Regions from separate parts of the Homo sapiens genome. Here region 2 is linked to region 1. Evidence: chromatin loops called from intact Hi-C (ENCODE). Cell type or tissue: CD4-positive, alpha-beta T cell. All regions are shown on one strand. Links, peaks and the distances in the headings refer to the core of each region. The heading gives the core; the rest is flanking DNA. Region 1 holds the start of ATP7A (ATPase copper transporting alpha). Region 2 overlaps CYSLTR1 (cysteinyl leukotriene receptor 1).

What was found. Peaks named below come from ENCODE experiments on the same cell type or tissue, not always from the same donor. Only the 100,000 strongest peaks of a DNase experiment are listed, where the experiment ranks them.
Region 2: a loop joins it to region 1, with 4 times the contacts of the local background. A loop is called at or near these places in 5 of 110 quality-filtered maps.

What each region holds. Positions count from the first base shown.
Region 1 is chrX:77,903,220-77,919,784 of GRCh38, reverse strand. COX7B (cytochrome c oxidase subunit 7B) reads right to left here. Exons shown (of 3, transcript NM_001866.3): 3 at 12,409-14,601. The coding sequence ends at 14,524. It overlaps ATP7A (ATPase copper transporting alpha), which reads right to left and starts at 9,092. Exons shown (of 23, transcript NM_000052.7): 1 at 8,950-9,092. In CD4-positive, alpha-beta T cell, for the core only: a CTCF peak has its summit at 9,283 (motif pointing left); a DNase peak (open chromatin) is centred at 9,204; H3K4me3 peaks cover 2,420 bases; H3K27ac peaks cover 1,700 bases.
Region 2 is chrX:78,310,054-78,325,430 of GRCh38, reverse strand. The region is part of intron 1 of CYSLTR1 (cysteinyl leukotriene receptor 1); the gene reads left to right. Among named protein-coding and RNA genes, the nearest start is that of CYSLTR1, 9.9 kb to the left of the region's middle. RefSeq lists an enhancer at 2,367-2,456. In CD4-positive, alpha-beta T cell, for the core only: no CTCF peak of the experiment used is centred there; a DNase peak (open chromatin) is centred at 3,430; H3K4me3 peaks cover 432 bases; H3K27ac peaks cover 2,199 bases.

The sequences.
Region 1 (16,565 bases), core at 6,059-14,058:
CGGACACAGTGGCTCACGCCTGTAATCCCAGCACTTTGGGAGGCCAAGGCGGGTGGATCATTTGAGGTCAGGAGCTTGACACCAGCCTGGCCAACATGGTGAAACCCCGTCTCCACTAAAAATACAAAAATTAGCCAGGGGTGGCGTGTGCCTGTAATCTTAGCTACTCAGGGGGCTGAGGCAGGAGAATTGCTTGAGCCTGGGAGGCGGAGGCTGCAGTGAGCAGAGATCACACCATTGCACTGCATCCTGGGTGACAGAGTGAGACTTCGTCTCAAAAAAAAAGGTTAAAATAGTCAATATTATATTATGCATATTTTACCACAATTTTTTTTAACAGGCTGCTGCCCAAAAGGGAAGTGATTAGGAACTGAATGGAGATAGAGAGGGCAGGACCAACTTAAGAAATTTTAAGAACTAGACAACAAATTTGGTGACTGAATGTGGAGGTGAGGAAAAAGTAGCTCTTAGGTGTCTGGGTAGATAGGAGTGGCATTATAAGTTTCCTCTTATAGGTAAGGAAACAAAGTCCCCAGAGCACAAAGTAATTTGTCCAAAGTCACAGTTTGTTAATAGCAGAAAGAACTGAGATGCCAGACATCTGATTGGAATTCAGTATTCTTTCCACAACATAATATATCTGAAAAGAATATTATATTTGTGTAGTATTCTTTAATTTATGAAGTTTTTGCATACATTATTCCACTTGATACTGATAAAAACCTATGAATTAGACGAGGCAGTTATTATCATTTTCTTGATGAGTATACTTAAATAGAATAAGAAAATTTATGCAACACCTTGAAATCCTTAGACAAAGATGTAATTTTTATCTGTTGGATTAAAGGGGAGCCTTCAAGTGGGAGGCAAAGAGAGTCAAATGATAAACGTGTTGGGACTATCACGGCTGCTGGATGTAGTAGGTATTGAAGGGAATACAGGACTAGAAATAGAAGTGGTTTGGGTAGTTTCCAGGGCTGCCACATTGTGTAATTCCATGTCATAATTTTTACAGACTGTGGCTGCTGCCCACTAGATTTGTACAATGCAACAGCCATGGATGAAATAAGGTAGGAGTCTCAAACCTGCAAATCGGGATCTACTGGTAGATCTAGACACCTCACCTCCTATAAAGCTCCATGCTGGCTCCCCATAATGTCTTCTCTCTGCTACATGTCTCAGCTAAGATTCCCATTGGGAAAGGAAGAACAGCACAGCCAGCAACTACTTCTCAGGAACTATACTGTCAGTATCTGCCCTGATCTCATGACTCTGAGATTAAAAGAAGCTCCTCCTTATAACAAGGTTGGACATCACCATAATAAAAGATTGGGAGGAGACAAAGGTAGTCTGGTATGATCATTTCTACTTTTCTGGTGGAAAAAATTTCTTAAAAGCACCTGAATAAGCAGCTATGCATGATGGCTCATGCCTGTGTACTCCTAGCACTTTGGGGAGGCTGAGGCAGGAGAATCACTTGAACCCAGGAGTTCAAGACCAGCCTGGGCAACAAAGTAAGATCCCGTCTCTACAAAAAAAAAATTTTAAAAATTAGCCAGGCATGGTGGCACATGCCTGTGGTCCTATCTACTTGGAATGCTGAAGTAGGAGGATTGCTTGAGCCCAGGAGGTTGAGGCTGCAGTGAGCTGTGATCGTGCCACTGCACTCCAGCCTAGGCAATAAAGCCAGACCCTGTCTCAAAAAAAAAAAAAAAAAAGTGCCTGAACAATACTGTCAAATGTTCTTAGAGCATTATTATACTTACATTAAATCCAAAGGTAACAAGAAAAAATACAGGTCATAACAGGTATTCATTTGACAATCCATTCATGCTTTAAGCCATGTTAAGAGAGTACTAACACAGGTTACAAACAATACTTACTACATAAGCTTCTGACCAAGTTGAGTTTAGGTAAAATAGAAAACTGGGACACAAGTGGTCTAGCCAGATGCTTCAAATATAGAAGACAATCTAAAACTGACCAGATGCTTCAAATGTAGAACATAACCTAAGCCAACCATTGGTAGCTCTCAGATGCCCACGTCAAGTAGCTGCAGTTTAGTTTCTCTTTCTCATATTTAGACAAGGAAAACACACTACCATTAAACGCAACTAGAAACAAAAGACAGGCAAATGTATTGTTTTGCTTGAAGACATTTCTGATGACATTCTACCAACTATCACAGAATGTATTTATTTCTCTTTCCTTTACTAACCTCCTTTTATTTCTCCCAACCTTTCCTTGGACTTCCTACTGGCACTTCATGTGTACATTGCTTAACTGATACAAGGGTTACTGACCCCAACCACTCTGTAAATATCAGTTTGTTGCCTATAGAGTTGTGTCACTGAGAAAACTTACTATAAAATTCTAAACTTAAACAAATTAGAGTAGAGATGAGATCAAACCAAGGCAGTATGACCCCAAAGCCCCAAACCCTCTCCAGAACAGTGTATCCAAAGGACTTTTAGACAGACTTAAATAGTTCTTCAAAGCATTCAAAAGATGGTCTGCATCTATCACTTGCAGTGCTCCTCCCCAACATAAAATCTCTACTACAATCAAGCAAGTCCCTTCACTGATTGCCATATAGTCCATGCTCTTATCATTTATTTCTATGACTTTGTTTAGAACTGGTCCCCTCACCTAGAATGTTTTCTTGCACATATTTAAGTTCTATTACTTCACTAGTCTGTAAACTCCACAGAAACAGGACCATATCTGCTCTGTTCACTATCATACCACCAGTGAACATGGTGGCTACTCAATAAATCACTGTTGAGTAAGTAAATGAACTGAAGTCCCACCTCCTTCATGAAAAATCATGTCAAATACTCCTAGCCACTTTCTTTTTAAATTCCGAATACCCTGGAATCAGTTTCATAGTTTAGTAGTACCTAATTTCTCTCTGCTTGGTATTAAACTTCTTTCTCTTGCTAGACATTGGAACATATGCCTTATGCTTCTTTGTATAGCTCACAGGAAACACTGAATATGCAATAAGCACACAATAAAAATGTACTAATCAAAGTGCTGACATGCTTTGTAAAAATTCAATTTACACACAACTTTGTAAGAATGCAGCTATTTGCAGAGTAGGTTAGACATACATAAGGCCTTTTCCCTTGCTTACACTGTATCACAACTTATTCAGTACAAGTATGGTTCAGCATTTGACAATTAGGGAATGTGGAAAATCTCGATGGCCTAGAGTCTGTGGCTCACTAATTACAGAAGCAGATTGTTATGAGTTTTCTTGATAGGGAAATAGGATGAGCACATCACAGTGATTTGATTTGCCAGCTGTAATAATGAGCTTTAAGATGCCATGTTAGCATATGTAGGTGTACTATAGGCTACTGGGGGACCCTCTCAATCTGAGTTTTCCATTTTCTTTCTCTTTTTTTTTCTTTTTTTTTTTTTTTTTGAGACAGGGTCTCACTCTGTCACCCAGGCTGGACTGCAGTGGCATGATCTCAGCTCATTGCAGCCTCAACCTCCCAGGCTCAAGCAATTCCCCCACTTTAGCCTCCCCAGTAGCTGGGACTATAGGCGCATGCCACCACACCTGGCTATTTTTTGTAATTTTTGTAGAGATGGGGTTTCACCTTGTTGCCCAGGCTGGTCTGGAACTCCTGAATTCAAGCAATCTACCCACCTCAGCCTCCCAAAGTGCTGAGATTACAGGCGTGAGCCACCGCACCGGCCAATTTTCTATGGTGTAAGTTAGAAATTAAGTATTGTGCCGGGCGTGGTGGCAGGGCCGGGAGCGGTAGCTCAAACCTGTAATCCCAGCACTTTGGGAGGCTGAAGCGGACAGATCACCTGAGGCCAGGAGTTTGAGACCAGGCTGGCCAACATGGCGAAACCCCATCTCTACTAAAAATAAATAAATTAGCCGGGTGTGGTGGCACACGCCTGTAACCCCATCTACTCGGGGGGCTGAGGCATGAGAATCGCTTGAACCCTGGAGGCAGAGGTTGCAGTGAGCCGAGATCGTGCCATTGCAACTCCAGCCTGGGCTACGGAGCAAGACCCTGTCTCCAAAAAAAATTTTTTTAAAGAATTTAAATATTGCTTGCAAGTATTGATTGATTAGTATATTGATCCTGTAGTCTACTAAATTTATAGTACAGCAAAACTGTAATTTATAATTTTATTATATAGGATGTTAAAATTACTTTTACAGTAAATAATATATTAAAATATTAAAGGTAACTACATTTTATTGTATGTTTACTATCTGCCAGACACCGTACATGTATTAGATCATTAACAATCCTGTGAGACAGGTACTGTTATTGTCCCCATTTTAGAAATTTGAAGGAACTGAGGCACAGAGGAGTATGAAATCTGCGCAGGGTCATACAAGTAGTAAGCAGAGGGGCTGGGATCCCACCTAGACAGTCTAGCACCTGGACTGAGCCAGACAAGACAGGCTTTTTTTTTTTTTCCGGACAAGACAGGGTCTCACTCTGTCACTCTCTCATCCAGGGTGGAGTGCAGTGGTGTGATCTCAGCTCACTGCAGCCTCAACCTTCCAGGCTCAAGCGATCCTTCCACCTCAGCCTCCTGAGTAGCTGGGACTACAGGCACGTGCCAACACACTCAGCTAATTTTTGTATTTTTTGTAGAGACAGGGTTTCCCTATGTTGCCCAGGCTGGTCTCGAACGCCTGGGCTCAAGCAATCCGCCTGCCACGGCCTCCCAAAGTGCTGGGATTACAGGCGTGAGCAACTGTGCCCCACCTAGCCTCCACTCTTAATCCTATATTATACTGTCTCTCCAAAACAATATATCGCAATACAATGGTGAAGTTAAGATACCTTGAAGCATCAAGAGAATAATATCTAATACTCCAGAAAATGTTCAAAGATATTACTGTCAAGATGAAAAAACAAACATAGACCATTTCACTCCAGCCTAGGTGACAGAGCCAGACTCCATCTCAAAAATAAATAAACAAAAATAAACATTAGGTGTTTTAGTATATCTAAATATACATTTAGTATATCTTTTCTTTCTAGGAGAATCTGAGAATACAATTAAGACACCATTTTTAACACTAGGTGTTTTAAGGCCTGGCACAGTGGCTCATGCCTGTAATCCCAGCACTTTGGGAGGCTGAGGAGGGTGGATCACTTGAGGTCAGTCAGGAGTTCGATACCAGCCTGACCAACATGGCAAAACCCCTTCTCTACCAAAAATACAAAAACTAACCAAGTGTGGTGGCGCGCACCTGTAATCCCCGCTACTTGGGAGACTGAAGCAAGAGAATCACTAGAACCCAGGAGGCGGAGGTTGCAGTGAGCCGAGATAGCACCACTGCACAGCACGATGCTGTCTCTACAAAAAGTTTAAAAATTAGCTGGGAGTGGTGGCACACACCTATAGTCCCAGCTACTCAGGAGGCTGAGGTAGGAGGATCGCTTGAGCCTGGGAGATCGAGACTGCAGTGAGTTATGATGGCGCCACTGCACTCCAGCCTGGGTGACAGAGCAAGACCCCATCTCTTAAAAATAATATTATTTAAAAAATAATAATTAATTAATAAATAAGTAGCTAGGCATGGTGGCATGCGCCTGTGGTTCCAGCTACTTGAGAGGCCAGAGGATCATTTGAGCCCAGGAGATTAAGGCTGCAGTGAGCTATGATTGTGCCATGGCACCCTAGCCTGGGCCACAGAGCGAGGCCCTGCCTCTAGAAATAAATACATAGATAAATAATAACAATAACATCTTTTAAAATAAAAATAAAATAAAATAAGGTTAATGGCCAGTCTAAAACAATATCCCTACAATGTGAAATAACCCATTTATTTCAACTGGTAAATTGTTAAAAATGCACTCCTGATTATAGGTCTGAAAAACTGGACTTCTACACTAGAGATTAATAGTAAAAATAAGTAAAACTCTTTTTTCATCCTTGAGACATAGCTGTATAATTTTAAATGTGAACAGAAAATATGGTACAAAGTACACATAACTGACTCAAAATGGGGTATTTTACCCTCATTTCCTTCAAGGAAAGAGGTATCTGTGAAAACTGATGTAGTCTACCAATATCTCATACATTTGGGCACAAAAAGATTAGGAAATCACTTCAATTTGCAAACAGTGCTGGAAAAAGTAAGAACATTTTATAAAATCAGAAACACAGGACCCTTTTACTTTAATGAAACACATTCTAAAGGAATTTTGATATTTTTCCTGCCAAACTATCTCAGCAAGTTAAGTAAGCAAGTAATATCACATTAAATCAACCTGAAGACTGAGATTTAAGAGGGAAAAACATGATTGCTGGGATGGTAGAGTGAACTAAAATACTCTGCCTAACCATTGCCTATCACTCATCTGTCCCCCAGCCTCCCCCTTGCCCCGGCCCCATGTTGAGCTATATCCTAAGAAATATCGTTGTCTAAAAACAAAACGCTAAAACCTGAACTGCCCTTTAACAAAGATGAATAGAAGGAATTTTGAGACAAAACTCCCAAATACTATTCTCATCTATGCTAGTGCTTCTATGAGTTCAGACAAAAATCTCTCCTTGCAATTTACTTTCCCAACTGGCAAATGAAGATTATTTTCACTCATCAGGATGTCCAAAGTCTTGATTAATAAAGTTTGCCAAGAGCTTTTAAATATATAGATAAAAGGAGTTATAACAAGGAATTTATTTTTTTAAAATGTATTTCCTTTAGCGCCCTCACAGAAGTGAAGGTTGTGGTGTGTTAGCTGGGGTTATTTTTGCACTCTTTTCTCTCTCTCTCTTGTTTTGTAAGCAAATTTTACTGCTTCTGCAAGCATTTTTCAAAGAAAATCAACCTTCTGCTTTAGAGAACAGAGATGTTAACCTATCCTTTGGAGGGATTAGTGTTTAACCTTATCTTGAGGGCAGGCATCAAGATCTTTCTAAGGCTGTGATCGGAATAGAATAGTTCCTATCAAGTTAAGAAGATCAATAGAGAGAAATCAATTTAGAGGAAAAAAGGAAAAGCAGAGATTCCTTGGGGAAAACCTGGAACAGTTGCTCACTTCAGAAAATGTTATTCATTCCCAACAATTTTAAAAATGATTCCAAATTATATTTAAGGCACAACACTCAATCAGAATTAAAGTATAGCGAGTTTTACATTTTTTCTCTTTTAGATTTGAGTTTACATCAGAATTAAGCCTCATACATTAACATTGCTTTTGTCATTTCCATGTATTTTTTTCTCTATATAAGCTTTCTTATTGGCTGGAGGGCAGTTGGATATGTTTGTGAGCTGACTAGTTTTGTATTCTATATTTTTTCTAATTTTAATCAGTGACATCTTGGAAGATGTGGCTGTTAGAAATAGGAATATTGACTTACAGTGTGTTACTGGATGTCGGGCAACTTTCCAGACCCCCATGGCTTTGCTCACATTATTTCTTCTATCTATCAGTCCAGATAGATGTCTTCCTCTTCCTCCATTCCTGCAAAGCTAAATCCTATCTATTTTTCAAAGCCCAGTTCACATGCTCCCTTCCCTGCACTCTCATAACACCTCCTGTTTCTAATATATAACGTTAGTGAGATTTTTTAAATGTTTAGGTAATCGTGTATCTTTCTTTCCTACTACATTGAGATCCTCAAGTACAAAAAAAACTCTCTCATGTCATGACCTTAGACACCAGAAAATGTTAAATATAATAAAATGCCAGTTCAAAAATAACCATTGAAAAGGATGTGATAAGCAACCTAGTAATTCAGTCAGTGGGGCTGCTAGAAACCGTTGTCTTCATAGCTGAATTCAACTGACTCAATTCGGACTCAATTGTATGTAAACTGTTTATTTTTCTTTCTTCTTTTTTGGAGACAGTTTCGCTCTTGTAGCCCAGGCTGGAGTGCAGTGGCACGATCTCGGCTCACTGCAACATCCGCCTCCCAGGTTCAAGCGATCCTCTTGCCTCAGTCTCCCGACTAGCTGGGATTACAGGCGCCCGCCACCACGCCCAGCTAATTTTTGTATTTTTAGTAAAGACAGGGTTTCGCCATGATGGCCAGGCTGGTCTCGATCTCCTGACCTCAGGTGATCCACCCTCCTCGGCCTCCCAAAGTGTTGGTATTACAGGTGTGTCAGACACTGCGCCCAGCCTACTGTAAGTAAACTCTTTTGAGGCCAGGAACTCTGTCTTATTTCTTGTGCATCACCCCCTCCCCACCACCCCCCCGCACCCGGCAAAAAAAAAAAAAAATTAATAACCTCAGTATCATCTAATTCAATGTTCTGCACATATTCTCAATACAAAGCCATACTATTGTAGATAAAGAGTCTGTGATTAAAATAAAGATCAGATCCTGGACAAACGCTGAATTGTGAAACGATAAGTGTTTGTGCTTAAGATAATCTCAACGTCTACAACGAAGAAAAGTGTCAAAGATAAGATGCCACAGGGTCGGACAATGGACAGTAACTTTACTGGAAAGGGGGCACAATGAACAAAACTAAGTGGAAACAAGAGTTCTCTCAGTTTACCTTACGCTCCCAGAGCAAGACAAGAAGCCAAATATCTATTTTTCAATTATTATTTCATCAATTATGGTCATTTTAGTAACCTTAGCTTCCAAAGTATAAAGAGGTGTCACTAAGCAAAGACCCCAGTCCATGTGACTTTCAATGCCAAACACAAACTTTCTTGTACCCTCAATTAATTGGGTAACGTAGGCCATGGATGATCAGGACATTCTCTCCAAGAGGGTACAAGAAAGTGACACAGGTCAGGATTTAATTTCCCCTCCTCTATCCCCTGTTAGGGGAGGTAAAACATAAATGTAGTTAATACCTGAATTGTGAATAAGTGAAACTTTCGAGACTGCCCCAGACTAACATGACCTTCTCACCACACTCGTAGTACAAACTGACAGCACAGAAGACCCCCTCCAGGAGAAAGGACGACGGGAAGCCAATGTAGGACTTACCTGGTTTCTCTATCCTATGGTTAAACCTCTGGAGCTACGCAGACCGTGGCAGCGATAAATCCACGTACGCAGGCTCCAACAAAGCTCACACAATCGGAGAAGTCACAGTAGCTGCGGCTGCGGCGGCGGCAGCAACAACTCCTCCCTCTGCTTCTCTTTTCCCACCCCCCGCCGCGGCGGCCAGCCGCCTTTACCCCTCCCTCCCTCGACTACCCCCACTTCCGGGTGATGCCCCTGCCGGAAGCAGGGCCGCCACGGGAAAGAGAGCGACTGGTCACGTGAAAAGGAACGCGTGGTCTAGAGCCAGCTTCTCCTGCCCCCTGCTGCCCCCGGGCCGACACGCAGCCTCGAGTGGGTCTTTGTTAGGGTACGAGTCCACTATCCCACCCCGCCCCCACGACAAAAGCGAAACCAGAAAACCCATACTAAAACAGTGCCTTTGTCATCTTTAGTTTCCTAACCTCAGGCCAAGATGTAACATAAAAGATCCTTATAAGTCATCTTCCACATAGTTCATCTTTGCCTAGCATGAAATTCACGTGCATCTGTTAGACTGTGTTAACTGCCAAGATGTAACATAAAAGCTCCTTATAAGTCATCTTCCACATAGTTCATCTTCGCCCAGCATGAAATTCACGTGCATCAGTTAGACTGTGTTAACTGCCAAGATGTAACATAAAAGCTCCTTATAAGTCATCTTCCACATAGTTCATCTTCGCCCAGCATGAAATTCACGTGCATCTGTTAGACTGTGTTAACTTGCTTCCCGTAGACTGTGTAGCCTAATTCCAGATGTAAGTGCCAGAACTATGAATTTATCCTCTTCCCTCCATTGAAAAATTACATCAAGAGGAAAATGTTTATAAATTCATAATTTTTATATGTGTGTTGAGGGGGTAGGGACGTCACTTCACCACCTTCATAGCGCCATTCCAAGCTCTGAACCACTCCCCCATTTATTCATTCACTCGTCCATCATTTTACACACCTAGAAGATTCCGGTGATGCAAAAGTGTTACAGTCTCTGTTACCATGAGTTCATTTAGAAATGAGATGCATAAAATGTAAACAATGCAATAAATGGTACAGAAAACATTTGAAAAAAGGGTCATTTTATTCTTGCTTTCCAACTTAACATTTTGAAAAGCAGCAAAATTCTAGGATTTTTAAAACTATGAACATTAACAGTAAAAAGAGGGAGAGGCTCCATCTCACTTATTTCAAAGCAAGATGTGGCCTTTTCATATTTCCTTTCATGAAGTATCTGTCATAAGATGTAGAACAAAACTAATCACAGGACTATTTGTATTTTCATCTGGAACCATTTGAACCCAGTTCCCACAGAAGAGTATGAAGCCTAATAATGTTGCAGAAATCAAAATAGTACACAAAATACAAATATCAAGTAAATATTTGTAAAAGACTTAGAACAGCGTCCGGCACAAAGTAAGCATATTTAAGTGTTGAAATAATTTCCATCCTAGCTGTTGTCAAGTCCCTATTAAGCCTTGACAGGCAACATTTAAAATTACCCATAGATCTACATTTTAGGTCTGTGATTAAGTATTTCAGAATTATTATCCCCCTCCACACTCATCCACATAAATATAAAATTAGCCTCAGGACTCATCTTCCCAGGCATTATTTTGTAGTTGTCAATGTGTGCAGCCTTAATTATTAAGATACAAACTCAGCCCCAAATTTAAAATCTTAAAAATCACATCATATGAAATGAAGATAGCTTTTAAGTGGGTTTCCAAATATTAGCAAGTTGGTTTGTAACTATATTAACATTGTGTTAAGCATCCAAAAGAAATTCACTAAAAGGCAAAACCAAAAATATATCTTTTTCAGAAGCAGAACATTGAATCTACTAGCTATCTAGTATTTTTATGTAAATACTAAAGTTTATCACTATGAGCTGCAAGATCCTCTGCCAACCATGTACATTCTTAGGCACTCTAATATTTAACATAAAAACCTAGAGAGCTATATATATATTTTGTTGTTGTTTGGTTTTGAGAGTCTTGCTGTCACCCAGGCTGGAGTGCAGAAGTGTGATCATAGGTCCTTGTAACCTTAAACTCCGGGGCTAAAGCGATCCTTGCACCTCAGCCTCCCAAGTAGTTGGAACTATGGGCACACACCACCACACCTGGCTAGTTTTTATTTTTTTGTGTGTGGAGATGGGAGTCTCCCTTTGTTGCCCAGGCTGGTCTCGAACTCTTGGCCTCAAATGATCCTCCCACCTCAGCTGCCCAAAGTGCTGGGATTACAGATATGAGCCACCAGGCCCAGCCTAAAACTCTTGTCTTTAAATGCATCATCCCTAATCCTCCTTACCAATGCACAAGCATAGAAGGGAATGTCTTCAAGAAATAATCAGGTTTGCTGGGGGTTGAGCAGACAGCAGGTGTCCCTAAAATGCTTATGAAGTGTATTAATAACCCCAGTGACATTAAGCCAGGAGGATGGGAACTCAACATCTGTACCTCTACAACTACCACAGTACCCGTGTCTAGGTAAGTTAAAATGAATCTAAAATAACAGAACACAGGTGCTACAATAATTCTGTCCTAGAGTGAAATTAAGAATGAGATTTATGAGGTTGGGCACCGTGGCTCACGACTGTAATCCCAGCACTTTGGGAGGCCGAGGCAGGTGGATCGCCTGAGGTCAGGAGTTCGAGACCAGCCTGGCCAACATGACAAAACCCTGTCTCTACTAAAAATATAAAAATTAACCAGGTGTGATGGTGGGCGCCTGTAATTCCAGCTACTTGGGAGGCCGAGGCAGAATCCCTTGAACCCAGGAGGCGGAGGTTGCAGTGAGCCAAAATCACACCACTGAACTCCAGCCTGGATGACAGAGCAAAACTCGGTCTCAAAAAAAAAAAAAGAATGGGATTTATGACATTAACCCTAATGTTAAAATATTTCACAGCCATCCAAATAGAGTTTAAAGGATTGGCAATGATTTTAAGGTAAGTAACTTACCTAAATTCTTCAGACTTACAGATACTTGAGGACAGAGGACTAATTTGACGACTTTCCAACTCTAGGTATGACTGAAACTCAAAGCGATGTTACGGGTAAGTTGAGAAAATTTGTGTGAAAGGATATTTTCATGGCTCTGAGAGCACTAGGAAAGCTCCAAGGTCAGTATATACTGTGATGGCACACACACACAAAAAACTGCTTCATTTCTAGTAGTGGTCATAAGTTTTAGAATTACTCATCAGGATAAGATTAACTACAAAATTAAGTTCAAAAAGTGTGTTCAAAGTTACTACCACCACCAGGTTTTATCACACAAAGCAACATATAATTTTGATCACAAATGGACACAGAAAACATTCTAAATTGTCATACAGATGACAACTATCACTTAGCTTAGTACAAACCATACTGAAACTGCTTCCACGTCGTGAGAAATAAGTGTTAATTCAGTGACAAAAAGGTATATAATTGAAGGTTGACACTTCCTTAAATACATGTTTATTTTACTTCAATATCGCTCAGGGTTGTATGTATTTGAATACTTCAGTACTATTTTGAACATTCTAAATATGAAATACCATAAAGCGTTCAAATTTATCAAACAGTGGTACAATATGGTTACTAAACTTGCAACTTAATTTACAATGACGTTCAATTTTTCCTCTTCAAATAAAATCACTGACTTTGGTCCATTTGATGAGAAACTAGGACATATGCCATGACAGCATACTTCTAGCACTCTATGTAATAAGCAAAAGATAATTTAGCTAATATAGACAGGTTACCTGACTGAAATTCTACTTTCTGCTTAATTGATCACGATCAAGAAAACTACAAAAAAAAAACAAAAAACAAAACAAAACAACTACCACAGACTACAGCTCTCAGCCAAGAAAGTAATGATATATAAGCCGGGCGCGGTGTCTCATGCCTGTAAGCCTAGCACTTTGGGAGGCTGAGGTGGGTGGATCGCCTGAGGTCAGGAGTTCAAGACCAGGTTGGCCAACATGGTGAAACCCCATCTCTACTAAAAATACAAAAATTAGCCAGGCATGGTGGCAGGCGCCTGTAATTCCAGTTACTAGGGAGGCTGAGACAGGAGAATCACTTGAATCCGGGAGGCAAAGGTTGCAGTGTGTCAAGATCACACCACTGCACTCCAGCCTGGGCAACAGAGTGAGACTTCATCTCAAAAAAGAAAAACAAAGAAATATGTGGTACAGATATTGCTCTTCTTCAGGTAACATACATAAAATCCAATGTTATATACTAAAATAATAATCCACAAATCCAAACATTGTTATAATTATACAACAGGTGACTGATAGTAGATAACTAGGAACAGACTGCATTTGACAAGATTTTCTTTAATAACATCATAAACATCCCTAATATGATGAAAGACCAAGAGCTATAATCAAGATGAATATGCCAAAACAGCCAAGGAGCTAGTAGCTAGTCTTCAGACAGGCTACGAGTTTGTTTTATAGGACCACTCCGCCCTTGGGTCTGGTGACACTTTAAGTTTTCTAGGCAGGAGTGAAAAGGAGTTAATAATGCCAATTCCAGGTATAAATACAAATGAGAGGCACATAGTAGTAGGCATAACCAAAATCCAGGCCAAATTTTTGGCTCAAAGGTGATCTGCAATAGTTCCATGATCAGTTATTTATAATTTCAGCTTACTATAAAGTTGACTTCCAGGTCAAAGGCAAATTTTCCTTTCACATTACCTCATAAAAGCCATTTAAGGGCTGGGTGCCGTGGCTCACGCCTGTAATCCTACCACTTTGGGAGGCCAAGGCAGGCGGATCACCTGAGGTCGTGAGTTTGAAACCAGCCTGACCAATATGGTGAAACCCTGTCTCTACTAAAAATACAAAAATTGCCGGGCACGGTGGCTCACACCTGTAATCCCAGCACTTTGGGAGACCAAGGTGGGTGGATCACGAGATCAGGAGCTCGAGACCAGCCTGACCAACATGGTGAAACCCCGTCTCTACTAAAAATACAAAAATTAGCCGGGCCTGGTGGCGTGCACCTGTAATCCCAGCTACTTGGAAGGCTGAGACAGGAGAATCGCTTGAACCCGGGAGGCGGAGGTTGCAGGAGCCGAGATCACGCCATTGCATTCCAGCCTGGGCAACAGAGTGAGACTCCGTCTCAAAAAAAAAAAAAATTAGCTGGGCGTCATGGCATGTGCCTGTAGTTCTGGCTACTCGGGAGGCTGAGACAGGAGAATCACTTGAACTCAGGAGGCAGAGGTCGCAGTGAGCTGAGATGGTGCCACTGCACTCCAGCCTGGGGGACAAAGTGAGACTTCGTCCCAAAAAAAAAAAAAAAAAAAAAAAAAAACCTATTTAAGAAGCTGCACAGCATTTGACTTTAATATTAACATAAAGGCTAAAGTGATCAAGCTTAGTTTCATTTACAAAGAAACAAAACCTACAATGAAGGTTTCAAATGTACTTTATTTCTTCAATAATGCCATATCTTAATGGGTACACAGTGCTTTAATTTGGCATCAATTATGAGCTGTTTTTTAAACAATTCATTATTACACCAGCTGGGATGATTACTGATTCCTCCATTCCTTTGGGGTAACTCTGCCAACAGGGGACAGGTTCCATTCTATTCCGACTTGTGTTGCTACCTGTAAGAATTAAAATGCTGTCAGTTACGTGTTTAAACCAGAGTACACTCTCTCGGAGACTATTTCTTGAAAATGACAGATATTCTGTTCTATAGGTTAAAAATACACAGAAACTCACCTGGGATCTAATACCCTCCATATAGGCCAAACCTGATTGCTGTCCTAATTTTCTAGAGCAGTCCTGTTGTTCAATAGAACTTCTTGAGCTGAAGGAAATGTTCTAGATCTTCACTGTTAAAAACAGTAGTCACTAGCTACATGTGGCTACTAGCCACCTGGAATATGACTAGTATCACCAAGGAAATGAATTTTTAAATTTTATTTAATTCAAATTTATACTTCACATTTCTATACTACCCACTCAATACACTGATTCCCTCAACCACAACTACCTAAGTAACTGCCAGAGTATTTTATATTCTCTGTATCACTAAGGAACATTTCACCTCCAAAAGCTCCTCTGATCAAACATTTGTTCAACATCTGTTTATCCTTCTAATTAAGCACACTTTAATTTTTTTTTTGAGACTTTTTTTTTTTTTGAGACAGTCTCGCTTTATCGCCCAGGCTAGAGTACAGTGGCACGATCTCAACTCACTGCAACCTCCACCCCCTCCAACTTCAGGCGATTCTCCTGCCTCAGCCTCCCAAGTAGCTGGGACTACAGGTGCCCACCACCACGCCCGGCTAATTTTTGTATTTTTAGTAGAGATGGGGTTTCACCATGCTAGTACCAAACTCCTGACCTCAGGTGATCCACCCGCCAGGGCCTCCCAAAGTGCTAGGACTACAGGCGTGAGCCACCATGCCCAGCCTAGGCACACATCTTAATATTTGATTTCAGGAAGATCAAAACAAAAACTAAAAAGGCCTATTTATTTAAATAAAGTTTATTACATTAAGGATTAATTTGTATCTTTTTAAACCAACTTATGCATTTATTAAGACTTCGGGCCGGGCGCAGTGGCTCACGCTTGTAATCCCAGCACTTTGGGAGGCCGAGGTGGGTGGATCACGAGGTCAGGAGATCGAGACCATCCTGGCTAACACGGTGAAACCCCATCTCTACTAAAAATACAAAAAATTAGCCGGGCATGGTGGTGGGCACCTGTAGTCCCAGCTACTCGGAAGGCTGAGGCAGGAGGATGGCGTGAACCCGGGAGGCGGAGTTTGCAGTGAGCAGAGATCGCGCCACTGCACTCCAGCCTGGGCGACAGAGCAAGATTCCATCTCAAAAAAAAAAAAAACAAAAAACAAAACAAAAAAAAAAAACACAGACTTCAGGACTCCTACTTTTAGCCAGTAAGTAACAGTGACTGAAAGATAGATTGTTAAATGTAAGATGTAAAGAAACTAAAATATAAAAAGATACATTACATCTCATCTGTCACGAATACTGTGCTAAGTTCTGAGTGTAAAATTTTAAAAGAAAAATTGTTAAGTGAAGTTATGTCCAGGAAGGCGATCCAAGACAGTAAAAATCCTGGAAACCATGAACAAAAAAATTACTGATAGAACTAAGGATGTTTAATTTGAAAAAGAAAATTGAGGAGATATGATAGCAATTTTCTATTATCTGATGGCTGTTATATGGAAGTGGGTCAGAATTTCTGTGCTTCAATGAACAATGGGTAGCATAGGAAAAAGGCAGATTTTAACTCACCATATGATCCTTTTAACAGCTACACAAGGCTGGGCACAGTGGCTCACACCTGTAATCCTAGCACTTTGGGAAACCAAGGCGGGCGGATCACCTGAGGTCAGGAGTTCAAGACCAGCCTAACTAACATGGTGAAACCCCGTCTCTACTAAAAATACAAAAATCTGCCAGGCGTACTGGAGGGCGCCTGTAATCCCGCTACCTGGGAGGCTGAGACAGGAGAATCACTTGAACCCAGGAGGCAGAGGTTGCAGTGAGCCGAGATCGCGCCACTGCACTCCAGCCTGGGCAACAGAGCAAGACT
Region 2 (15,377 bases), core at 336-8,335, 410 kb before region 1:
CTTGAAAATACAAACCACCATCAGAAGGATTTTGTTTAAATTCCATTCATTCCAGGTGGATAAACATATAACAAAACTGACTGCATGGGGAGACAGTAGGGCTAGCTACTTTCTACTCCCTAGACTATATTGCTAGGTCAGGGACATCACTCTAAGTCTCAGCAACCTCATCCTACTCTTAGGACCTGTCAGTAGCATCAAACACTCTGGATTATAGTTGTCACTAGCCCTACAATACTTATGCACACCTCAATGTGAACTCTAAAAGGAATAAAATATTTAAGAGTAGTATTTAAAAAGTATTTCTGTGAAAGCACTATCCACCTTTTGTTGTTACTACTTTAACCAAGCCCATTGATTCTTAGGATTATATGCTAAGGATTAAAATAGTTTTTTGCAGCAAGTTTTGAATGCAACACAATATCCCACTACTCTTTCATAAAACCACTTGTTCAATCACAGATTTGGTTATAATACAAATCACGTTTTTAAAATATATAAGTATGTCTAGTTGTGTGTGTGTGTGTGTGTGTGTCTAAAATAGAAAGACCTAAAGTCACTTTTATCTCTCACTCCAGTGTTATTTGCGTTTCAGGCCACATGAACATCTATGTGGTATGATTTAAGGGTCAGTGAGAAAAGCTTTCCCAGTTCAATCAGATATGAACAAACTGTTGAAAGATATATTTATATTAGTCAACCCTACAAAAGATAGATTAGTCAGTATGCCAATTTGTTGCTTTGCAGTGCAGAAATAAAACTGTTGGCTGGGTGTGGTGGCTCATGCCTGTAATCCCAGCACTTTGGGAGGCCGAGGTGGGCAGATCACAAGGTCAAGAGATTGAGACCATCCTGGCCAATATGGTGAAACCCCATCTCTACTAAAAATACAAAAATTAGCTGGGTGTCATGAGGCATGCCTGTAGTCCCAGCTACTCGAGAGGCTGAGGCAGGAGAATCGCTTGAACCCGGGTGGTGGAGGTCGCAGTGAGCCGAGATCGCGCCACTGCACTCAAGCCGGGCGACAAAGCGAGACTCCGTCTCAAAAAACAAACAAACAAACAAACAAAAAACTGCTAAGAAGTCTGATAGACTCATAGCAAGAAGTACATATCCTCATCCCTACAGAAAAGGCAATAAAGAAAGCCATTCCTTTATCTAATTTGATTAGATAAATCCAGACATCTTAGGTCCATTAATTCATGTTACAATCAAGGTGCTAAAACACCCTCAGATGGCAATTACTTTTGCCTTTAATTAAGATTTCTTTATGGATTAGTAGAAAAGGCCACTGTATAAATTCTTCTATCCTGCTGCTTCATTCTGTCTCATCCCACTCCATCTCATCATGACCTCTCCTTTCTCTGTGCCCCACAGTCCTTCTTCTAGATTGGGGTGGTGGGTTCATATGGAAGAAAAGAGAAAAAAATACTTTAAATTTGGGGGATAAGTTAGGAAGAGGTCCTTATAGAAATAGAGGAAAAGAGAGAGAAGAGTAAACATAAGCCCTTGGACATTTAACACATAGTTGATTTTCCTTTTGATGAATAAAATGTCATTATCTTGCTTAGAGTGCTTTCAGAATCAATACAACCCAGACATTTGAGCTCCTACATATGTGGAACTGATAGAAAAGAAACAGGAGTTCAGATCTAGACTTGAGGTCCTTGAGCTAAAGAAAAAATAGGAGACATTTGGGCATTCTTTTATTTTTCATCAATCCCTTTTCCCTAAAAGGGAAAGAAAAATCCAGTTTTGAATAGCATTTCAAGATGTCTAAAGTATATGACTTCTTAAGATTTCTCATAAATTTCAGATTAACAGTGTTTGTTTCTACAAAGGGTTGTCTTTGTGTTGTCATGGATTCACCAAGCTAAGTAGAATTGAGCTAATAATAACAACACTCAAACATCTCAGATGTGTCTTACATACTTATTCCAAAGTTCCTAGGAAATACTCAGGCCTCAGAAGGTAATAAGGCTTCTTTTCATTCCAAATTGGTTACCATTTGTGTTTGATCTGAATTTGAATTCTTACTTAAGACAAAGGGCCTTAAATAAAAAGCAATCTCCTAGAGAACAACTCTTTTGCAAGAGCCAGACATCTAAATGCCAAGATGATAGAAGCAGGCCTCAGAGTTAGCTGTAAGCAATGACCTCAGAACATCAGAGGATTCCAAGCTGCTGGTAATTAGGTAGAGAGTTATAGAGGTATTCCTGGAAAAAGGCCCTCTACTTAGTGCTTTACAAAAAGTTCAAAAGTATGTGTGTAGGTTGCAACACATTTCTATCACCCAAACTAGGGGTGAAAGTATCCTCCACTATACACTGTCACCCACACTCATGCACTCCTCAAGATCTCTATTGCCTTTTGTTAACTTTCATTTCCCTTAAGTTCTGGTCTTATGCATCCTTTTAATCTGATTACACAGGATAAAGCATTTTTGGCACAGTACAATGGAAGGGGACACACTGTCATTAGTTCTGAATGCCACAGTCCAAGGTCCTTTTTGGTTTGACAGTGTCATGTGCTTAGATTCCAACTGTCTGACAACAGAATGGCCTGAATTGATGGGTTTGACGTTCTCCTCTTAAGGAGAATAAGAGACTACAGAAGAAACACCTGAGAGCTGTCAGCAACGAAGTATCAGTTCCCCCATAGTTTTTAATACCAATGAGAATACATATCCTTGGAAATGTATTCCCAAAAAGCATATCCCTGTGAGCAGCACATCCCTGGAAATATGAAGTAAGAAAGCTACTTATTGTAATGATAGGGCTAAAGTGATCACAGACGGAAGGATCATTCTGCCCTCCTCCCCCAAATCTTTTACTACGATGGAAGAAAGTCACTGGGATCATTAGCATAGCCTGATGGTTTGTAGATTAAATCTCCATAGAGGATGAGTAGCTTTACTGTAGTCAATCAATAAACAATCACTCAATAAACATCAAATACACATTTTCCTATGTGCAAAGAGAGATATGATTGTGGGGTGGTGTGGTCAAAGTAGGTGAGCCTTATATGAATAAGAAAGAGAATAATAAAAATTTACATTTTAAAGAGCTTTGTAATTTACAAAACATTCATATTTGTTGACTCTCCTATTCATTCAGATATTGATTCAACAAACATTAATGAGTGTCTACTGTATCAAAAGATTAATACAGCATTGTCCCTAACCTCCCTGAGCTCAGAATTACAGGATGGCACAACCAACTTTTTTTCATTTGACAATAATAGGCTACATGGAGAGGAGGAAAGAGGGCACTGGGGAGTTGGTCAAATAAAAACAGGGCTCCACTGAGCTGCACCCTCTTTAAATATGTTTTCTGCATCCTGCCACTGCTCAGCAGCAGAAGAGGAAGTATCGGTTTTAGGAGCCCTGAGTCCCAGCCTCCCCACTTCCTCTTCTGCTTTGGCCCTGCCTTCATCACCCCACTCCTGTTGGCACTCCTCCAACACATACAGACTCTCCAGTGCATGCTAGCATTTACTAGAAAGGTAAAGGAAATCTTGGCAGGCGTATAACTTAATAGAATCATGAAAGTACATCCAGATACTGATTTAATCTTTTTGTCTCTGCTATTGGTTCAATCCAAAAACACCCATCAGTCTCATTCGGACCCTATAATCAAACACATCCTTGAGTCTTTGCATTTCCATTAGTCTCTGAAATATGGCACTTTTGAACTCTCCTCCAGCCCCACCAGACCACTTATGCCTTTTTTTTTTTTTTTGAGACAGGGTTTCACTCTTGTTGCCCAAGCTGGAGTGCAATGGTAAAATCTCGGCTCACCACAGCCTCCGCCTCCCGGGTTCAAGCAGTTCTCCTGCCTCAGCCTCCTGAGTAGCTGGGATTACAGGCATGTGCCACCACGCCCAGCTAATTTTGTATTTTTAGGAGAGATGGTGTTTCTCCATGTTGGTCACGCTGGTCTCAAACTCCCGACCTCAGGTGATTCACTCACCTTGGTCTCCCAAAGCGCTGGGATTACAGGCATGAGCCACCGCTATGCCGTCTTTGTTTTAAGATCTTTGCCTCCCTTTCTGCCCAAATGTGTAGATTCAATCTGCTCCACCCCCTTTCCTTTCTTCTCTGGTGATTTGTAAAATGCCCATCCATGAGTCATGGTCCCCTGCACTCTGTGAATTTTCAGGCTTCTTTTAAATAGATTCTACCCTACTAGATATATCCACATTTTACTATCACTTTACACCATTATTTAGATTCTTGCATAACAGCACCTGCACTTACACACACACACACACACACACACACACACACACACACGTGCTCCTTCCTCTGATCCTAGACATCCACCCTGGGAAATTAGATGCTCTATTACTCAAAAGCTCTTAAGACCACAAAGTTACTCTTCAAAGTTGCCCAATTAGGAGAGGAAAAGAGCAAAAAATGAAGAAAGCAACTCACTGCTACTAATGAGCTATGAGCTTACTGTCTAAATGGGTGTGACAGACATGTAAGCAAAAAGAGTAATTACAGCAATAACAGAAAAACAGAGAGCCAAATCATGAGTGAACTCCCATTCACAATTGCTTCAAAGAGAATAAAATACCTAGGAATCCAACTTACAAGGGATGTGAAGGACCTCTTCAAGGAGAACTACAAACCGCTGCTCAATGAAATAAAAGAGGATACAAACAAATGGAAGAACATTCCATGCTCATGGGTAGGAAGAATCAAGATCGTGAAAATGGCCATACTGCCCAAGGTAATTTATAGATTCAATGCCATCCCCATGAAGCTACCAATGACTTTCTTCACAGAATTGGAAACAACTACTTTAAAGTTCATATGGAACCAAAAAAGAGCCCGCATTGCCAAGTCAATCCTAAGCCAAAAGGAGAAAGCTGGAGGCATCACGCTACCCAACTTCAAACTATACTACAAGGCTATAGTAACCAAAACAACATGGTACTGGTAGCAAAACAGAGATATAGACCAATGGAACAGAACAGAGCCCTCAGAAATAATGCCACATATCTACAACTATCTGATCTTTCACAAACCTGACAAAAAACAAGCAATGGGGAAAGGATTCCCTATTTAATAAATGGTGCTGGGAAAACTGGCTAGCCATATGCAGAAAGCTGAAACTGGATCCCTTCCTTACACCTTATACAAAAATTAATTCAAGATGGATTAAAGACTTAAATATTAGACCTAAAACCATAAAAACCCTAGAAGAAAACATAGGCAATACCATTCAGGACATAGGCATGGGCAAGTACTTCATGTCTAAAACACCAAAAGCAATGGCAACAAAAGCCGAAATTGACAAATGGGATCTAATTAAACTAAAGAGCTTCTGCACAGCAAAAGAAACTACCATCAGAGTGAATAGGCAACCTATAGAATGGGAGAAAATTTTTGCAATCTACTCATCTGACAAAGGGCCAATATCCAGAATCTACAATGAACTCAAACAAATGTACAAGAAAAAAACAACCCCATCAAAAAGTGGGCGAAGGATATGAACAGACACTTCTCAAAAGAAGACATTTATGCAGCCAACAGACACATGAAAAAATGCTCATCATCACTGGCCATCAGAGAAATGCAAATCAAAACCACAATGAGATACCATCTCACACCACTTAGAATGGCAATCATTAAAAAGTAAGGAAACAACAGATGCTGGAGAGGATGTGGAGAAATAGGAACACTTTTACACTGTTGGTGGGTTTGTAAAGCAGTCCAACCATTGTGGAAGTCTGTGGCGATTCCTCAGGGATCTAAAACTAGAAATACCATTTGACCTAGCCATCCCATTACTGGGTATATACCCAAAGGATTATAAATCATGCTGCTATAAAGACACATGCACACATATGTTTATTGTGGCACTATTCACAATAGCAAAGACTTGGAACCAACCCAAATGTCCAACAATGATAGACTGGATTAAGAAAATGTGGCACATATACACCATGGAATACTATGCAGCCATAAAAAATGATGAGTTCATGTCTTTTGTAGGGACAGGGATGAAGCCGGAAACCATCATTCTCAGCAAACTAACGCAAGGACAAAAAACCAAACACTGCATGTTCTCACTCATAGGTAGGAATTGAACGATGAGAACACATGGACACAGGAAGGGGAATATCACACACTGGGGCCTGTTGTGGGGTGGGGGGAGGGGGGAGGGATAGCATTAAGAGATATACCTAATGTTAAATGACGAGTTAATGGGTGCAGCACACCAACATGGCACATGTATACATATGTAACAAACCTGCACGTTGTGTACATGTACCCTAAAACTTAAAGTATAATAAAAAAAAGAAAACTAAACAACTTTAAAAAAAGAGTAATTACAGCACTGTAATAAATGAACCATGCACATGGGAGTATTCATAGAGAATGATAACTTCAACCTAAATCTTGAAGTATAAGTATAAATTTGCCAGGTTCACCTCTTGATTATTTAAGTGTGAAAGAGGATGCATAGATCACCTTCAAGTAGCTAAGGCATAATGAGATAAGGATGCTGAACTAAGTTGGTTAAAAAAAAAAAAAAGAAACAAAGGGTCAGGAGGCATTGCAAAATAAGAATCAACAGGACTCGAGGGATAAAATAAGGATAGGGTGGAGTCAAAGATGACTGCCAGGTTCTATGCCTGACTTACTGGAAGACTATTACTGTCATTGAAAAAATAGAAACATAAGGTGGGGAAGTTAATTTTGAAGAGAAGGTTGTTTTATCTGAAAATATGTTTGAAATTTTTTAAAGGACAAGAGATCCAAGTAGAGCAATCTAATAAGCAGCTGAAAATGATAGACTAAAGTTTAGGTAAGTCATTTGTGGCTGTGGTGGACAGAGATTTGTTATTTGCATGAAAGTTTTCTTTTTATTTTTAACTTCTTCTTAAGTTCAGGGGTACATGTGCAGGATGTGCAGGTTTGTTACATAGGTAAATGGGGTTTGTTGTACAGATTATTTTGTCACCAAGGTATTAAACCTAATATCCCTTAGTTATTTTTCCTGATCCTCTCCCTCTTCCCATCCTCCGCCCTCCAATAGGCCCCAGTGTGTGTTGTTCCCTTATATGTGTCCATGAGTGCTCATCATTTAGCTATCACTTATAAGTGAGAATATGCGGTGTTTGATTTTCTGTTCCTGCATTAGTTTGCTAAGAATAATGGGCTCCAGTTCCATCCATGTCCCTACAAAGGACATAATCTCATTCCTTTTTGTGTCTGCATAGTATTCCATGGTGTATATGTGACACATTTTCTTTATTCAGTCTACCATTGATGGGCATGTAGGTTGATTCCATGTCTTTGCTATTGTGAATAGTACTGCAATGAACATACACATGCATGTGTCCTTATAATAGAAGAATTTATATTCCTTCAGGTATATACCCAGTAATGGGGTTACTGTGTCGAATGGTATTTCTGTCTCTAGGCCTTTTAAATTTAATTTTAATAGTATTGGGGGAACAGGTGGTTTCTGGTTACATGCATAAGTTCTTTGGTGATGATTTCTGACATTTCAGTGCTCCCATCACCCAGGCAGTGTACACTGTACGCAATGTGTAGTCTTTTAGCCCTCACTCCCTTCCCACCCTTCCCCGAGTCCCCAAAGTCCATTATATCATTCTTACATCTTTGCATCCTCATAGCTTAGCTCCCACATATAAGGGAGAATATATAAATGTTTGGTTTTCCATTCCTGATCTACTTCACTTAGAATAATGGTCTCCAACTCTGTCCAGATTGCTGCAAATGCCATAATTTCATTTATTTTTATGGCTGAGTAGTATTCTATGGTGTAGATATACAACATTTTTTATACAGTCATTGGTTGATGGGCATTTAGGCTGGTTCCATATTTTTGCAAGTGTGAATAGTGCTACTATAAACATGCATGTGCATGTGTCTTTTTCATATAATGACTTCTTTTCCTTTGGGTAGAAACCCAATAGTAGTATTGCTGGATCAAATGATAATTCCACTTTTAGTTCTTTAAGTAATTTCCATACTGTTTTCCATAGTAGTTGTACTAGTTTACATTTCCACCAGCAGTGTAAAAGTATTCCCTTTTCACCACACCCATGCCAACATCTATTATTTTTTAATTTTTTAATTAAGTCTTGTAGGAGTAAGGCAGTATCTCATTGTGGTTTTAATTTGCATTTCCCAGATAATTAGTGATGTTGAGTATTTTGTCATATGTTTGTTGGTCATTTGTATATCTTCTTTTGAGAATTGTCTATACATGTCCCTTTTCCACTTTGTGATGGGATTATTTGTTTTTTTCTTGCTGATTTATTTGAGTTGTTGTAGACTTTGGATATTAGTTGTTTGTCAGATGCATAGTTTGCAAATATTTTCTCCCATTCTGTGGGTTGTCTGTTTACTGTACTAATTATTTCTTTTGCTGTGCAGAATTCTTTTAGTTTAAATTTGTCTCATCTATTTATTGTTGTTTTTGTTGTATTTGCTTTTGGGTTCTTGGTCATGAAGTCTGCCTTAGCCGACATCTAGAAGAATTTTTCCAATGTTATTTTTTAGAGTTTTTATGGTTTTGGGTCTTAGATTTAAGTATTTGATACATCTTGAGTTGATTTTTGTGTAAAGTGAAAGACAAGGATCCAGTTTCATTCTTCTACGTGTGGCTTGCCAATTATTTCAGCAACATTTTCTGAATAGGATGTCCTTTCCCAGTTTATGTTTTTGTTTGCTTTGTTGAAGATCAGTTGACTGTAAGTATTTGGCTTTATTTTGGGGTTCTCTATTCTGTTCCATTGGTTCTATTGTGCCATATAGTTCACAAGAGAAGTGGGGGATAGCTGGTAGTGAAAGGCCTCACCCACCTCCCACACAGTTGGCAAGGCCAGCCTCGCTCCTATAGTGCTCCACTAATGGTGCCAAGTTTAGATCCAGGCAGCTTGCTTTTGCAGAACTCAGAACTTTTCCCAGGCCATAAGCTTCCCCGCTGAGCAAGCAAACTTGGCTTTCAGGTCTCACCCCTTCCTATCTGCCCACAGTGTCAGCTGTGGCTCCTGCATTCATATCTGCAGCAGTTCCCATTTGCTCCCTGGCTTTTGCTCAAGAAAGTTAGTGCCCAGTTGAAATTGTTGCAAAATCCAGTTGGAAACTTCTTACACCCTGTGACCCCTCCCTAATTCCACTGGGTGCGTTCCCCAAAGGCCCCTGTGACATACAGTCAGGGATGGCTTCACTGGGCTCAAGCTGGATAATGGGAGCGCCTATAAGGCTCTTCCCACTGCTACTTTTACCTTGATGGTCTTGGATAAGATGTGGGAAAATTCTACAGATTGCCAGGCAGAGATTCTTGTTCTCTTCCCTTACTTTCTTACAAACAAATGTAGTCTCTCTGTCTCTCCATCGTGAACCACCTAAAGCTGAGGGTGGAGTGACACAAGCATCCCTGTGGCTACCACCACTATGACTGTGCTGGGTCAGCACAGCACTGGGTATCACCCCAGGCCTGCTGTAACCACTCCCTGGCTACTGTCTATGTTTACTCAAGGCCCTGGGGATCTATAATCAGCAGGTGGTAAACCCAGCCAGGCTTGTGTCCCTCTCTTAATAGTAGTAAGTTTCCCCATTCTTTGGGTGGGTCCTGTGGTGCCGTTCAGGAGTCAGGGACTAGAATCAAAATGCTTAGATGTCTACCTGGTGTGCTATTGCACTGCACCTGAGTTGGCACTCAAATTACAAAATGCAGTCCTTCCCACTCTTCCCTCCCCATTCCAAAGCAGAGAAGCCTCATCTCATGGCCACCATAACTATAGACCCATGGAGACTACTGCCAGACTACCACCAATGTTCCCTTAAGGGCCAAGTTCCCTTCAGTCAGCTTGTAGTCAATGCTGCCCAGCCTGGGACTCACCCTACAGAACAGTAGGCTCCCTTCCAGCCCAAGAAACATACAGAAATGCCATATGAGAGCCATATACTTGATTTGAGGACCCTGCGAGGTCATTTGGTGGTCTACCTCCCTGTGGCCAAGCTGGCATATAAGGTGTAAGACCAAATTCCCCTCACTTTTTTCTCTCCCTTCCGAAGCAGAAGGAATCTTGCCTCAGCCACCAGAGCTTGGAATATGCTGTTTCACCTGAAGCCAGCAGCTCTGTGTCACCAAAGACCATCAGCAATGTACCTGGATATCATTTCTGTTTATTCAAGGCCCAAGGGCTCTTCAGTTGGCCGGTGATGAGTGTTGCCAGGACTAGGTCCTTCCCTTCAAGGCAGCAGGTTCCCTTCAGAGTATGTCTAGAAATGTCATTCAGGAGCTAGGGCCTGGAAAGGGGGCCTCATAGCTCTAACAGGTGCCCTATCCTGCTATGGATGAGGTGGTATCCAAGATGCAAGATAAAGTCCTCCCCACTTTTCTCTTTTGTCTCTTCAAGCAGAAGGAAGGCATCTATTTTGGACTTGCAAGCTGTGCAGCCTGGGATAAGAAGAAGGATGATATAAGCGCTCTCTTGGCCTGGTTGGTGTCTCTGTAGGTCACATGCTTCTCTAGTCCACTGTATCTGGGCACAGTTTAGCACTAGGACGTTCCTAGGAGTTGCAGTCCTTGCAGCCTAGGCTGCCTTTCAAGATTATTTAGAGCCCCAGGGCACTTTACCCCTGGTGGCAAGGCATGCAGGAACTCAAGTTCTGACTGTTGGAGTGAGTAATTCTCCCCTGACTAAGGCTGGTTTAAATGCTCTCTCTGTGGGCAGGTGTCAGTTGAGTTTCATCCAGTTCTTCTTTCTGCTCTAATAGGACAGCACTGAGTTCAATGCCTCACAATTTCTGCACTCTCCCTCTCTGGCACACAGAAACACTCTTCCCACCACACTGTCACTGCTAGGGAATAGGAGATTAGTGGCATTGGTAATTCAAAGCTGTTTTTTCTACCTTTTTAGTGCCTCTTTCTGCAATATGAAATTAAAACCAGGTACTATGAGTACTCACCTAATTTTTGGTTCTTGTGAAGGTGATTTTTTTGTAGCTAGTTGTTAAAGTGACATACCTGCAGGGAAGACAATTGGTGGAGCCTTCCATTCTGCCTTCTTGCTCCATCCTCTGATACAATTACTATTTTTGAAAAGTACAAAGAAGAGCTAGAGACAAATTAAGTGAAAACAGAAATTTGAATTCTGTGGGTGAATCATCAACTCTCTAGTCAAGTGTTCTCCAAGGTTCTAACATCCTGAGAATACACTGTACTTCCTTCCTCCTAATTCTTCCACATCTGACCTTTCTAACCCTTTATTTACTGTGCCTTCTGAAACACCCTTTCCATTATGAGTAAATTCTCCTATGTCCTAAACCTCTTCAAATAATTCTCTCACCGTGTCCTTGCCTTAAGCTAACCTTGGTCTTTCTCATCAAAAGTGTGCTGCTTATTTTTCTACATCCCATATACTGTGAGCCAGAATCTATTAGCTGTCTCTTGGCTCGCTGATGCTACTCTAAATCATTACTTTTCTACCATAATGCAAAAAGACATTCATCTATGTCACCCTCTAATCTTTCTTATTCACATCGTCTGTCAACCTCTTAGACAGTTCTCCTCTCTACCCCCTAAATTATATGATCACTTTGGTAACGTCATCTTCCATGTGAACAACCAACCCAACAAACTGACTTCAATTTTTCTTACCACCTTATCTGAAACAATGTCCATTCACATTCCATCTTGGTTACTCATTCCATGCCCACGTCCAGGGCCTTATTTGTCACCACAGAACTGAAATTTGGAACTCCAATGTACAACACTCTGACTAAAGCCCATAGACTTTCAGACACCCCCTTTTACCACTACACCAGTTCATACATCTCAGTGAGTCTTCAAGTCTTTTGTGCTCTCCCTTTTCTGCCAATCTATTAAATTTCTTCATAATTTTACTTTTAGCTATTATTTTGGTTGCATTCTATTGTTGCTAATTTTATTTTTTCTGGTTTCAACTTTTATTTAGATTAAGGGGTACATTGTGCAGTTTGTTATATGAGTATACTGCATAATGCTGAGGTTTGGGGTACAAATGATCTCAACACCCAGGTAGGGAACATAGTACCCAATAGGTATTTTTTCAGCCCATGCCCACTTCCCTTTCTCCCCCATCAGGTAGTCTCCAGTGTCCATTGTTCCAATATTTATGTCTATATGTATTCAATATTTAGCTCCCACTTGTAAGCAAGGAAATGTGGTGTTTGGTTTTCTGTTCCTATGTTAATTTGCTTAGAATAATTGCCTCCAGCTCCGTCCATCTTGCTGCAAAGGACATGATTTTGTTTTTTTATATAGCTGCATAGTACTTCATGGTATATATGTACCACATTTTCTTTAACCAGTCTATCATTGATGGCCATTTATGTTGATTCCACATCTTTGCCATTGTGAATAGCAGTTTGATGAATATGTGCATGGATGTATTTTTGATAGACTTAATTATTTTCCCTTGGCTATATAGCCACTAGTGGGGTTGCTGAGTCAAATAGAGTTCCATTTAAAGTTTTTCAACAAATCTCCAAACTGCTTTCCATAGTGACTGAACTAGTTTGCATTCCCACTAACAGTGTATAAGCACTCTCTTTTCTCCACAGCCTCACCAGCATCTGTTATTTTCTAGCTTTTTACTAATTGCCATTTTGACTGTTATGAGATGGTATTTTACTGTGGTTTTAATTTGCATTTCTCTGGTGATTAGTGATGTTGAGTATTTTTTATGTTTGTTGGTTGCTTGTACATCTTCTTTTAAGAAGGGTCTGTTCCTGTTCTTTCCCCATTTTTAAATTGGATTATTTTGTGCTTGTTGATTTATGTTCCTTATAGATTCCGGATATTAGACCTCTGTCAGGTGTACAGCTTGCAAATATTTTCTCCCATTCTGTAAGCTGTATATTTACTTTGTTGGTAATTTCTTTTGCTTTGCAGAAATTCTTTAGTTAAATTAGGTTCTACTTGTTTATTTTTGTTTTTGTTGGAATTGATTTTAGGGACTTAGCCATAAATTATTTGCCAAAATCAATCTTGAGAAGGGTGTTTCCTAGGTTTTCTTCTAGTATTTTAAGGTTCGAGGTTTTCCATTTAAAACTTTAATTCATCTTCAGTTAATTTTTGTATATAGTGAGAGGTATAGGGTCCATTCTTTTGCATATGGCTAGCCAGTTATCCCAGCACCATTTGTTGAATAGGGAGTCCTTTCCCCATTGCTTATTTTTGTCAATTTTGTCAAAGATCAGATGGTTGTAGGTGTGCAGGTTATTTCTGGGTTCTATATTGTGTTCCATTGGTGTATGTGTCTGTTTTTGTACCAGTATCATGCTATTTTGGTTACTGTAGTCTTATAGTATGGTTTGACGTTGAGTAATGTGATGACTCAAGCTTTGTTCCTTTTGCTTACAATTGCTTTGGTAAATTAGGCTTTCTTTGGTTTCATATGAATTTTTAGAATTCATTTTTCTAACTGTGAAAAATAACATTGGTATTTTGATAGGGATAACATTAAATCCATAAATGGCTTTGGGCAGTATGGCCATTTTAACAATATTGATTCTTCCACTCTATGAGCATCGAATATTTTTCCATTTATTTGTATCATCTCTGATTTCTTTTAGCAGTGTTTTGTTATTCTCTTTGTAGAGCTCTTTAATCTTCTTGATTAGATAAATTTCTAGCTATTTCAATTTTTGTGGCTATTGTAAATGGAATTGTGTTCTTGATTTGGTTCTTAGCTAAAATGTTTTTGGTGTACACAAATGTGACTGATTTTTGTACATTGATTTTATATTCTGAAACTTTACTGAATTTTTTGTTAGTTCTGGGAGTTTCTTTGCAGTGTCTTTAAGGTTTTCTATGTATATAATCAGCAGCAGCAGAGAGATAGTTTGACTTCTTCTTTTCCTATTTGAATGCCTTTTATTGCTTTGCCTTGCCTAATTGCTTTGTCTAGGACTTCTTTGGAAGCATTCTTAACTTCCTTACTCCATTGTCCTTTCATAACATTTGCTCTGTGGCCCCCGGTTTTAGATCAATTGAAACATTTGTGTATTTTCTCTCCTACACCCAGGGTGCTTGCTGAGCACTACTGGAATAAATCACACAATCATGCAGACTGGGGCTGTTAAAAATTCACATTCTCAAACCTCAATTGGGCCATCAGTCCCTTCTTGGTCATATTTCTCTCCCATTCTACAGAGCCAATTATTCCAACCTCCACCAATCTTTCAATGAGCTGAACCCTACTGCAGCCCATTTCTTTTTCTCAGCAGATAATATTGTCTCTTATTTTATCAAGAAAATTAAACCTCTCAGGGATGGGCAACCTCTATATTTACAGCTCTACTTCCTCTTTCCCTTATATATCAGTATTCTTTTCTCACTCTGCATGCTGTAGTAGCTTTCAATTCCCTAGAAGATAAACTCAAATTATCTAGAATGGTATATAACACCCTTTAGGATATACTTTCTGCATTTCTTTTCTACCTAATTTCTCACTTTTAAGCCCCATAGTCCAATCACACACACACACACGCCCACACACCCACACACGCCCAAACACACATACACGCACATGCATACTACTTTCATCTTATATTTTAGCCATATCAAAATGTTAGATGTTCCTTAAATATGCCAGGCTACTTCACACCTCCATTCCTTGCTCATTCTACTTTCTCCTCCTACCTAGGATACTCTTCCCCATATGCCCCACCCTTCTCTCTTTCATAAAGCCTTTTCTACAAATACATGCACCCATTTACTACTTTTATGCTCTGTGTCCTTTATCAACTTCTATCACAGCAGCTGTAATAATGCAGTGCATTTATTTGTTAACATACTTGTGTCTTCTTCTAGTAGACTGTAAGCCCTTAGTGGGCAAGGTCTGTGTCTTGTTTTCCAAATATCTAGCACCGAATTGATACATATTAAGTGGCTAATCCATCTCCTTTAATATAACTAGTATTTCAAAGCAATACAGAGCATCTAGAAAGTTTTTAGGGAAGAGGTGATATAAGAGATTGTCTTAACGATGGTTAGAATTACATATAATAGTGATGACGACAAAGGGCATTTTATAAATGGCAATACAGCATTTTGCCATCCCTAAAATGCCCTGAGCAAAGAAAAAGAGACAAAAGGAGAGATGGAGCTATTCATAGCATAATTTGCATGATACACATATGGTAAACAACAGGAAAGTAACTCTATGCAGTTAGGAGGGAATATTATTGTAGTCTTGAATAGTTCTTTGAGGTTAATTAATAGGCCACTGGAGACCTCTGAGAGGGAAAGGATATGATTTGAACTGTGCTTTAAGAATAATTCATCATAAGTGATAAGGACAGATTGAACAGAAGATAAACAAGAAAATTAAAA